Regions from separate parts of the Homo sapiens genome. Here region 1 is linked to region 2. A link is a contact called in ENCODE Hi-C or POLR2A ChIA-PET data. All regions are on one chromosome and are shown on one strand. Each heading gives the region's core, a stretch centred on a gene start or an enhancer-like site at or near the end of the contact. The rest is flanking DNA. Distances are from core to core; before and after follow the strand shown.

Evidence for each region. Hi-C counts contacts between places; a loop is a spot of excess contacts on that map. ChIA-PET counts read pairs that join two places held with the same protein, here RNA polymerase II (POLR2A). Pooled maps may share reads with other maps.
Region 1: a loop to region 2 is called in a map of heart right ventricle, with 3 times the contacts of the local background. The contact joins the promoter of LINC01936 here to the enhancer-like site in region 2. A Hi-C loop is called at or near these places in 12 of 168 maps with a recorded cell type or tissue (cardiac septum, heart left ventricle, heart right ventricle and 2 more) and 17 of 50 pooled maps. POLR2A ChIA-PET finds 5 or more read pairs at or near these places in 3 of 52 experiments (activated B cell, activated T-cell and naive thymus-derived CD4-positive, alpha-beta T cell).

Annotation. Positions count from the first base shown.
Region 1 is chr2:30,342,848-30,348,939 of GRCh38, reverse strand. It overlaps LINC01936 (long intergenic non-protein coding RNA 1936), which reads right to left and starts at 2,294. Exons shown (of 2, transcript NR_122048.1): 1 at 1,825-2,294.
Region 2 is chr2:30,405,152-30,410,558 of GRCh38, reverse strand. No RefSeq gene overlaps it. Among named protein-coding and RNA genes, the nearest start is that of LCLAT1, 39 kb to the left of the region's middle. RefSeq lists an enhancer at 1-375. Within about 2 kb of position 2,443, at least 12 of the 41 ENCODE cell types and tissues checked have a DNase peak (open chromatin) inside an H3K27ac peak, as active enhancers do; they include heart left ventricle, heart right ventricle and left ventricle myocardium inferior, where a contact is called at or near this core.

The DNA of each region.
Region 1 (6,092 bases), core at 1,045-3,544, 61 kb after region 2:
AGGCACAGCCTGGGCCTCACTTGCTGACTCAGGCAGATGGCTTAACCTCTCTGTGCCTCTCTTTCTAACCTATAAAATGACGATTAAAATAATGCTTGTCTCAAGCACTGTTGGGAGAATGAAATGAGACTGTATGTGCAAAGGGCCAAGCACAGTGCCTGGTACTCGGTAGGGCCCTTTCTCCACTGCCTTTCCTATGTCCTCTAAAGGAGCTTCTTTCAGCGTGGTGGCTTAATGGAATGATTTCCATTCACTCTGTATCTGTGAGGATTCAAAGAATTACACCGAAGAGTCCTTGATGGGAGAGGGTTGGAGCAAAGGCGGGTTGAATTGCTCCATATAAAAGACTAACAGAAACTTCCAAGGGTCCTTGGAAGGTCAAAAGGAAAGAGGTATGATGATGTTGCCTCTTGAGGGATGGTAGAGTCTGGAAGAGGGGAGAAGAGGAGACAGTGTCTGTGGACAACATGGCAGTGGGTGGAACCGGGAGCACTAGAATGGCTGGCAGAGGAGGTCCCTGAGGAGGATTGGCCAAGGAAGCACAGGGCAGTGGTGTGAACTGTTCCCTCTCCTGTACTTCACAGTCATCGGTCATCCCCTGCTCCTACCAAAGGGTAAATGTTGGTTCCGTCAGCTGTCTCGGGTCAGTGCTTCTTTAGGGAGTATGGGGAGAGGGACACATCATGTGTGGGATGAGGCCGCATGGAAAGCAGACGACATCTGCAGGGGACACATCTATGAGGGTGTCTATCACAATTCTCCCAGTCTAAACAAGAAATGAGATTGGGAGACATGTTGCTCTGCAGAATTCCCAGGGGTTGGAACAGGAGGATGAAAAAAGGCTTGAAATTCTGACTGCAAGTGGGAAGAGAGCACCAGGCAGTTGACCCGGACGCTAAAGGAAAAGGTGAGCTCAGCGGCTTGAGGACTTGGTGACAGCCAGGAAGCAGCTCTTGGGGACCCTTTTGACTTAGCTCCTGATTCCCTGCCATGCTGGCGTGGTGCAATGCATTCAACAGATTCTCAATAAATCCCTAAAAATAAATTATGTCTTGCAGGGGCCATAGAGAGCCAGAATACTATGTAATATTATGCATGGGAGGAGCTGGTGCTGCAAACCAAAGTCAAACCATGCACAGGGAGCTTCGAAGGATCTTCTCCCTTTTCAGCCCCTGCTAGCTCAGTGGACTTTATCTCTTTCCTTCTTCCCTAGGCCTTTTCTCCTGAGTAAATTCTCTCCAGTGCCTGATAGCAGTTTGTAAACTTTTTCCCAGATGACTGCTCTCTATAATCTATAATTCTCATCAATTATATATGAAAATATACACCTATATCTAAGGACATATATATATATATTTATATATATAAAATATGTAAATATATTATATATAATGTATATAATTATATAGAGATATATTTTATCTTTCCTCTGTTCCTTTAAAGCAAATCACTCCCACTCCCACTGCCTTTTTTTTTTTTTTTTTTTTTTTTTGAGACAGGGTCCCGCTCTATTGACCAGGCTGGAATGCAGTGGTGCAATCATGCCTCACTGCAGCCTCTGCCTCCCCGGCTGAAGTGATCCTCCCACCTCGCCCTGCCAAGTAGCTGGGACTGCAGGCACGCACCATCACGTCGGGCTAATTTTTGTATTTTTTGTAGAGATGGGGTTTTGCCATGTTGCCCAGGCTGGTCTTGAACCCCTGACCTCAGGTGATCCACCCGCCTCGGCCTCCCAAAGTGTTGGGATTACAGGCGTGAGCCACCGCGCCCCACCTCCATCTTCTACATGAGGATAAGGAAGCTCTGAGAGGTTAAGTGACTTGCCTAAGGTCACTCAGCCAATGAATGGTGGAGCCCAGCACTTAGCTCAAGCCAGGCGGCGTCACCGCTCACTGCAGGCTGTTCCCACGTGGTCAGGCGCAGGGTCTTTCTGCCTCATCACTGAAGTGGGGACTTGAATACGGCTCTTCCTTTTCTTGCATCCTCCATGTGCCCTCCTGGTAAACCAGATCCCCACGGCCTCAGCCGCTCTTCATCGGCCTGACTTGGGCTTCCAGAGCCTGCCCAGCCCACGTGGGGCTGGTTTGGCAAAAACTGGGCTCTAGATTTTGCTTTAGCTGTTTTCTTTTCCACTTCATTGTTTCCGTGGGATGTCTGCCTTCCCAAAATAACACCGGGGCATTCCAGGTAAACTCAACATCCGACGAAAATCCCCATTCAGCGGCAAGTCCGAAGGGTCCTGGTTTTTGCTATTGTTTTCCTCCCTTCCTCTGGCTCAGGCGGGGTAGGCGTCTGGGACAGGTTCCCGGTGGAGCCTGGATGGAGGGGGAAGCAGGAGGAGGAGAGGAGGGGCTTGGCCAGCTCCAGCCAGCCAGCTGATACTCCCGCCCTCTGCGCTAGCACTGGAGGTAGCCCTGAGCTTTCCCTTCTCACTTTGCTGGGGAATGTTCAAAGGCCTGTAGGAAAAGAACTGGGCAGGGTCTTGTGCCCTACTTCACTTTTATCAGAGAAAGAAAATAAAACCAAGGTGGCCCCTAATTCTGCTCTGATTTCTGGAGGCAGCATGGATGATATCATGGAGAAGCACTGGCTTTGGATTAAGCCAGAGCTGGGCTGAATCCTGGCTCTGGTGCTTACCAGCTGTAAGCTGTAGCAGCTGTAAGTCCATAAACAGCTTATGTGTTCCTCTGAGCCTCCATTTCCTCATCAGTAAAATGGGAGTGATAGTGTCCCTATTAGAGCAATAAAGACAGATGAATTCAATGCCCCAAATAGGACCTGCCCCATAATAGGGGCTCAACCCATATAGAATAGTTTTCTCTGTACTTCCTAGGATATGGGAGGAGGGGGAGTTGCTTACTTCTTCTTTGCTTTTTTTTTTTTTTTTTTTTTTTTAAGACAGAGTCTTGCTCTGTCACCCAGGCTGGAGTGCAGTGGTGCGATCTTGGCTCACTGCAACCTCCGCCTCCCCGGGGGTTCAAGTGATTCTCATGCCTCAGCTTCCTGAGTAGCTGGGATTACAGGCATGCAGCGTCACTCCCAGCTCATTTTTTTTGTAATTTTAGTAGAGACATGGTTTCACCATGTTGGCCAGGCTGGTCTCGAACTCCTGACCTCAAATGATCCACCTGCCTCAGCTTCCCAAAGTGCTGGGATTACAGACAGGAGCCACCGCACCTGGCCTTCATTGCTTTTTGATGTCATTATTACCCAAGTGCTGAGAAGGTGCTGTTTAGAGGCCAACTTAGAGAAGTGGAAAAAGCAGAGAGAGTGTCGTCAGACAGGTAGGGCCCATGCCTTACTTGTTTATGTATGTACCCCTAACAGAATTTTGTAAAGCTATCCACTGTCTACCCCCAGCACATTTAAAAAATGAAGTTCAAAAGTTAAGTAGCTGCAAAAACTGTGGTTTCTGGCTTATTGTAAATATTGATATTTAAAACCTACTGTGACTTCACACTTTAAAATGGATCCAGTGGAATGTAACATCGACAATTTGGTAGCCCCTATCATCCATTTTAAAATTTATGAAAAAGCTGATTGGCATTCAGGAATTTTACATCTTTCTTTTTATCTCCTGGAACTCTTATTACTATTCCTACTTCCTTCACAGATTTTTATCCTGACATATTATTTTCTTATGCTTCAGAGTATTTTATTGATCACATTTACATACATGGAAAAAGCCGTTTTTCGTATTTTATACTTTTTTTTTTTGCTCTTGTAGGATTCTCCCCCAAGAGCAGGGGGAATGAAGAACAAAGTCATTAAATGAAAATTGTTATTTTATTTATTTATTTATTTATTTTGAGATGGAGTCTTGTTGTGTCGCCCAGGCTGGAGTGCAGTGGCACGATCTCGGCTCACTGCAACCTCTGCCTCCTGGGTTCACGCCATTCTCCTGCCTCAGCCTCCCGAGTAGCTGGGACCACAGGCGCCCACCACCACACCCGGCTAATTTTTTGTATTTTTAGTAGAGACGGGGTTTCACCGTGTTAGCCAGGATGGTCTCGATCTCCTGACCTCGTGATCCACCCGCCTCGGCTTCCCAAAGTGCTGGGATTACAGGCGTGAGCCACCGCACCCGGCCAAAAATTGTTATTATTCTCACCACCAGTACAAGGATGCAGAGGCCCTGTGAGCTATGGAATTATTCATGGAGTCATTCCCCACGTTGGGTCCCCTTTCTTTTGTAAAACGGAAAAAGCCTTAGTGTGTTAATTCAGTCTTATTCTCAGATAACTCCATTTTAGGGAAGAAGGCCGATGCAAGTTGAGGATCTGGAAATTGGTTTCCTGATTATTATTTTTGCCTAATTACCCTCTGGAATTTGATACATATCCCAGTTAGAGGACACTGAGTTCCCATTTAAAATCCAACTTTACCACTTAATATGGTCAGGTAACCTGAGGCAGGTTTCCAAACCTGTGGGTTTCCACAGAGGATTGCTACTAGAATAAAATGAGGTTATAGATATTATGCTATGAAGTTTAAGTTCCCAATAAATGGTGAATTCTCAGGGGATATGTTTTTCACTATTTAGTATTTATGAGATTAGGGTGTGTATTATTATCAGTGTGTACATTTGATGTGGTAGGGCTTTCCCCCAAATCTGTTTTTGAATTGCAATTGATAACATATAGGGTAAAGACATAGGGTAGTTTGCATCCTTCCAGCCTGCCCGCAATCTGCCTTCTTTTAGGTTTCCAGGCCCATTCTGACCTGGGCTCATGGCTTTGGGAGCTGAAATCTATAGCAAATAGCCAGTGATACCTCTTGAATCCTTTTCCCAGGTTGTAACTGTGGCTCAGAGCTCATCAGCCTGTAAGTGTCATTGGACAATTTTCTCTAGATCCACTCCCCTAACTGCAAGCTCATTGAATTGCATCTGATGTTTGCTTTTCCCTCCGCAGCTTCGTGAAAGTTTCTTGTAGTTTTCTTTGATCTGTATGACAGTTCATTGTCCCGAAGAGCTATGTCATCCTTGGATTTGATGGCTTCACTGTGTACTCCTTTTTATTTGAAAGAAAAAAGAAGCCAACTGAAAAGAGATCTGAGCGCTGATCCCCGTGAGAAAGGACAAAGTCACATCCAAAGAAGCCGTTATGCTGCCTTTGTTCCTGGACTCTACAGAGATCCATATCCAGTGTGAAACATCTCTCTGATCACGTATTAGAAGTCAGCAAATATCATTGAATGCATGAAATGAATCAATCCCATGGAAATTTAGTTTTAAACGAAGCTTTATTGTGAAAGATTTCAAGCATTGGGAAGTAAATTGCTGGGAGCAAGCCCCCCAAAATCTGGCTATAAACCAGCCCCAAAACTGCCCATAAACAAAATCTCTGCAGCACTGTGACATGTTCATAATGGCACTAACGCCCAAGCTGGAAGGTTGTGGGTTTACGGGAATGAGGGCAAGGAACACCTGGCCCGCCCAGGGCGGAAAACCGCTTAAAGGCATTCTTAAGCCACAAACAATAGCATGAGCGATCTGTGTCTTAAGGGCATGTTCCTGCTGCAGTTAATTAGCCCAACCTAGTCCTTTAATTTGGCCCATCCCTTCATTTCCCATAAGGGATACTTTTAGTTAATTTAATATCTATAGAAACAATGCTAGTGACTGGTTTGCTGTTAATAAATATGTGGGTAAATCTCTGTTCAGGGCTCTCAGCTCTGAAGGCTGTGAGACCCCTGATTTCCCACTTCACACCTCTACATTTCTGTGTGTGTGTCTTTAATTCCTCTAGCGCCACTGGGTTAGGGTCTCCCCGACCGAGCTGGTCTCAGCAGTAAATAAACGGTGAAGTGAGTGTCCATGTAGCCATCACTGGTTTCAATAATGGTCGGTTTGTGAGCCATTTTGTTTCATTTACACTTCTCTTCTCCCACCAAGGTCATTTTGAAGCCACTCCTTCACATCATATAGTTTTATCCATAAGCATCTCAGCATGCATTTCTAAAACATAAGGTTCTTTTTAAAAACCTTAAACACAATACCTTATGACACCTTTAAAGTTTAACAATTCCTTAGTATATTCAAACAGTGCACAAATTTTCCCAACTTTCTCTTTATTGTTTTATGATGTGGG
Region 2 (5,407 bases), core at 1,194-3,693:
TGATTTAGCAGAGAGACTGGAACATATACTGGTACCTCCACCTACTGTACCCCAAGCCTTGTGTTGAACCTGGACAAACAGTCTGGCCCTTCCAGGGACTCCCAAGCACAACGAAACACAGAGCTTCAAAGGAAAGAAGAGCAGGAAGTTGGTGGGTTTCAGGTGCTTGGAAAAGAAGTAGGCTGACATCTGACTCATCCTATTCAACTGCAAGCACCCAACACACACAGAAGCTTTCAGATGAGATCATCTGGTCGTGACTTGCAAAAGACTCTGATTTGGTGGCATATGGGGCTAGGCACTTTATCAACATTTTTCTTCCAGCACAGCAAAAGGTGGGTAGAATTGCAGCTCTTTTATAATAATAAATAATGTTATGGAAAGGAAAAATGAAGTATAGAGAAGGGACAGACCTTAAAAAGGATGCTCAATAATAAGAAAAACAAACACACACACACACACACACACACACACACACACAGACAAACAGACATTGTTCTCCTTGATCCATTGAGAGGTAATATGGTAGGACAGAAAACACATGGGCTTAAACATCAGAAAGACGTAGGCCTAAGCCTGCTTTTGCCACTTACTGACCTTTAGCAGTTGGTTTAACCTCTTTGATCCTCAGTTCTTTCATCTGTACAATGGGAAAATAATACCTACTATTCAGGGTTGTTGTGACGGCTGATGATGAGATGTGCATTTGGTTAGGAGATCAGTAACTGTCAGCCAGGATTATTCTACTATCTGTTAGCTTCAAGCAGCAGTGTGAGGACTAACTTCTCCAGGCAGCTCCTCCATCTCCCCAGTTATTGTTGTTTTATGGTACTTTGGAAAGGAGTTTCAAGTTCATTTGGTTCAAGTCGTTCCTTTTGTGGTCCAGAAAGGTGGGTGGCTGATTCGACATCACAGTTGGGATGTAGATTAGTGGCAAAGCTGGGTTGGTGCACCTGGCTTCCCAGACAATACTGCTTCCTCCTTACCTGTCTGCTTCTGCTAAAATGATGACTGGACCATCTTTGTAATAAGTCTTCAGAAGAAAAAATATTGGTAAAAATAAATGAACCAGATGCCTCCCCTTTCATTACTTTGCGATCCCTTTACTCACCTGGGTTGTTGTGCAAAGCGGATAAGCTCTCCACCTTGTGGGTGCTAACACAGGGATCAGGGAGATTTCTTATCAATGTGCTGGCAGCCCCATCAAAACTTCACATGAGCTTTTTTTGCTTTCCTGGTGGAGGCAGTAGCAGTGACTTGCTGCTATGGGATGCTCTGTCCACTAGCCTTGGCTTATGGGAATCCATCCAATGACTGTGCAGGAAGTCATCTATCTAATCCCCTTTGCCAGTAAGAATGTTTAAAACTGGCCAGAACCTCAGGGACAGTTCAGCTATTAATGGAAAGTAAATCAAATCTGAGGCCCTTAAAGACCCATGTAGTATAAACTGCATTTCCATAGACCTTGAAGCACATCTAGAAAGCCTTGTGGAAAGAAAGAGGGCCTTAGTTTCATCCTAGGCTGTGACTGCTTATGTTAGTTAGGGTCAGGCCAGATAGTTGATTCATCTTTTATAGAGCCAAGAACTCTCCAGAGGTAGAAAACAGGAGGGCAGTGTATTTAAGATGAAAGGAGAAGGAAGAATCCAGCCTAGGAAGAAAGGCAGCCTGGGACCACATCCTGACCCCAATCTTGTCTCAGGGCCGGGTTCAACCTCAGGTCTTCCTTTTCCTTCAGTTGGTTGAGAGAGGAGAGAAGACCAGAAATGGGTGAAAAAGAAGGGAAGCCTTTCATCTGTCCCTTGCAAAAAGGGACTCTCTTACCATGTCCAGTTAAGACTCTCCTTCTAGAAAATGGGCATGGAGGTGCTGATTGGAGCAGAATCCATTTCTCAGATACCAGCTCACCATCAGCATCTGGGTGGAGGGAGGCGTTCATGCTGGCCAGATGTTTGTAAGGCTGTGATAGTGAAGCCAAGAACCCCTGCAGTCAGCCAATGTTCTACCCAGTCTAGGATGAGGCTGCTTTGCCCTCAGCCTGGGGAGTGCCTGGGAAAAGGCAGGTCAGATCAGAGTGGGGATGTGAGGGGACCCTTTCTAAGCCAAAGGCCCACTTCAGTTCCAGGCAAAGAGGGTCTCCCTTTCTTCTCCCCCAACAATTCCTCAGATGATTACTTCCACACCCAATTTCCTTCATGCTCACATAAGGAGCCAGGCTCAGGGTCTGCAGTTTGGGAGGAAAGCTGCCTGCTCACCCCTCCTGTTTATCCTACACACACACACACACACACACACACACACACACACACACACGCCTGCAAGATTTCCACTCTTCACTGACTGTATCAGCCCAGCCTCATCTCCTTCCACGGCAGGGCCCTTGGAACCCAGCGCTGAGCTGGTGCTACTCTAAAAATAACTGTGTCCGATGTGATGAATGGGAAGGCATTTGCTCTCCTTTTCCTGCCTCGCGTCGGGGCCTGAATCATGTTGGGAAATGACATTCTGTTAACACAAGCACTTTTGCTTCCTCCTGTGCTCTCTCACCATCCGGTGGGGGCCCTGGCCGGGACTGGCTTTCAATTTTTAAAGCCCCCTGGGGGTCCATCCAATACCCCCATCCCCTGACATTAAGGAAAGTTTTAAACAAAGAGAAATGGAGAGAAGCATCCTGTGCTTCCCTGGGGGCATGCTAAGGACTTGAGGAGGCACAGGTGGCACAGATACGACCCCACCCCTACTTCACTAGGAAAAGCTGAGCTGACTGGACATCCAGACCAGGAATGTCTCTCGAGGCCAGGAACCAGCCTCAGCTCTGCACTGGGCTCTGGGCAGCCACTTGATGAATGACTGCAGAGTGGGAAATGGGAGGGACCCAGCCAGATAACGACTCCCTGCTTCCATCTGAGAGCGGCTCTGATACCATCTGGAATCAGACTTGTGGGGGAGTGGGCCTCAGCATTTTGGGCAACATATTTTGAGGCTTCTCCTTCCAGAGAAGCAGCTGGGCTTCTCTTGACTTTGTTCTAAGTTCTGTGAAGCCAAGCATCAAACCAACTTACCTTCCCATACCCCTACGTCCCAGTCATCGTGCCTGGCTCAGAAGAAGATCTTAATAGGTGCTTTTTGGTTCGAACAGAAATAAGTAGCATCTAGAGAGTCTAGGAGGGAGAACTAGAGTCACTCAGCTTTTTAAAGAACAAAGGATGGAGTCTCTGGAATCTAGAGATTTAGTCAAGGCCCTCATGCTGGGCCTGGGGAAAGATCATTTCTTTTTTTTTTTTTTATTTTTTTATTTTTATTTTTTTTAGAGACAGGGTCTCACCATGTTGCCCAGGCTAGTTTCAAGCTCCTGGGCTCAAGCGATCCTCCTGCAACGAACTCTCAAAGTGCTGGAATTACAGGTGTGACCCACCATATCTGGCTGTAAGATCATTTCTTAAAGCCCTTCCTCCAGCCTTGACTCTATCCCAACTCACAGGCCACTTGGGAACCCATGACTCTCTTCTCTGGAGCAAGGATTTGGCAGCTTATCACCCTCAGACAGAAACCAGCTCCTCCTGTGAAGCCTTACTTCTCATCCCTAAGACTCATTTCTGGGTTTTGTCTTGGATTTGTATGGGATCTTGGTTTAATGGAACCTGTTTTAAACATCCTTTTGGGCCCCCTATTGATCCTCTTAACCTTTAACCTATTCTCAAAGTGACAAAAACTTTTGGCTTAAGCAGTAAACCCATAATAAATCAGAACTCTAGGGAATCCATGTTTCACAGTTTCAAGAGAGTTCCATTGTTGGACTGGGGCAGAATATAACCAGCACCCATGCATGATCATCACTCCCATCTGTGTGTCTTCAAATGTGTAGGGACCCCGGACCAGGTCTTAGTGGCTGCTTGCAAGCTATATTATCCAGCTCTCCAACATGTCTCCCCACTCTTTTGGCACCCAATCACACACATGCCTACCCTGAGAGAAGATGGGGAGCATGTGGGCCTGAGAACAAAAGTCTACCCTCTCAAGGTAGCCAGGACAGGCTTCTCAGCTGTCAGCGAGTGATGGCAGCAGACAGGCTCACTATAGCTGGCAAAGGCCGATGCATACTCATGAACCTAGGCGACACAGATATGCAACGACTGGAGAAGACACAGGTTCATGTAAGTAAGAGGCTGAGATTGGGGAATCTCTAAGGGCACAGACTCAGGCAGATACCACAGGAGACTCAGATTCCAAAAATGGGGGCACAGAGAAGCATCAGCCCAGTGACTCACACCCTGCAGGTGCCGGTCATTGATGAAGAAGTGGAAGGAATTTGGGAAGGAGGCATTGGCTCGCCAGATCTTGTCGTGACCATAGGTATCTTCATTGGCAAAATGAGGAGGCAGGGTTGATCTCTGAATCTGTGATGCTGGCATACTTTTGTACTTAAAATTGGAGGAATCAGGCAATAGGAGGAAGAGAACAGCCTCTGTGGTGAGACGGCCAAATGGTTCCTAAAGAGAAGGTTTCCTTCTGCCTTTTCAATTTCTTGAATCTTTCTCCATAATCCCTTGTAACAAATCAAAGTGCTCTTTCTTAGAAGGCCTGGACTCCATCTTGGTGGTTAGCACCTCCTTTAATTTCTGCCGCACACCTTGTCAGCTCTCCCTCCTTCCCTCTCGTCCTCTCCTAGTTGCCCTTAGGTGCGGCTTTTTCCCTCATGACATCTCTGACTGCTGAGCAAGTGGGACCCTCCTCTCTGGGTTCCCCAGGCTTCAACAGAGGTCAGATTGGACTTGACTTCAGCAGGTCCTTTGACCACCTGAGCAATGTCCTTTCCCATTCTCCCACTCACAGACATTTCTTCAGAGGTGTGTCCCTAGTTTTGGGTATCCCTTCTCCCAAGGCAGCTCCCCTGAAGATCTCTGTGTTCTTGCCTGCTCCCCAAATTTCTTTTGTGGCCACTCCCTGAAGGCCTGTCCTGAATCAACTCGTGCTCATTTTGTCCTTCCCAATATTTGTTGTTTGGACACACAACTCTGCATCTCTGCTTTCTTGGTCTTGCCCCTTCTCCAAGACTTTCATTTTCTGTTTTTACTCTAGCTCTCAGAGTGATTGCCAGGGCTAAGCCTAGAAAGATGCCACTGAAGAGAAAAAGATCTTGCAGACTGGAACTTCCCTACCTCTACCCCACCCCCAGTTATCTCTATTGAGAAATGGCTACCAGGCAATCTCCAAGAGTCTGGGGAACTTTACAGCTGGTAGATTTCAGGGGACTACTCTGGATGTTTCTAGAGTGGAGCCAAAGCTCATCTTCAGGATATTTATATGGTGACCAGACATCTCCAGTGCTGGCTGATGCCGGGCCTTTGCATGAAGTGCTTACTTCTGCTAAATTCTGTTTGTAGGAGCCTCCTCCTTGCAGAGGTTG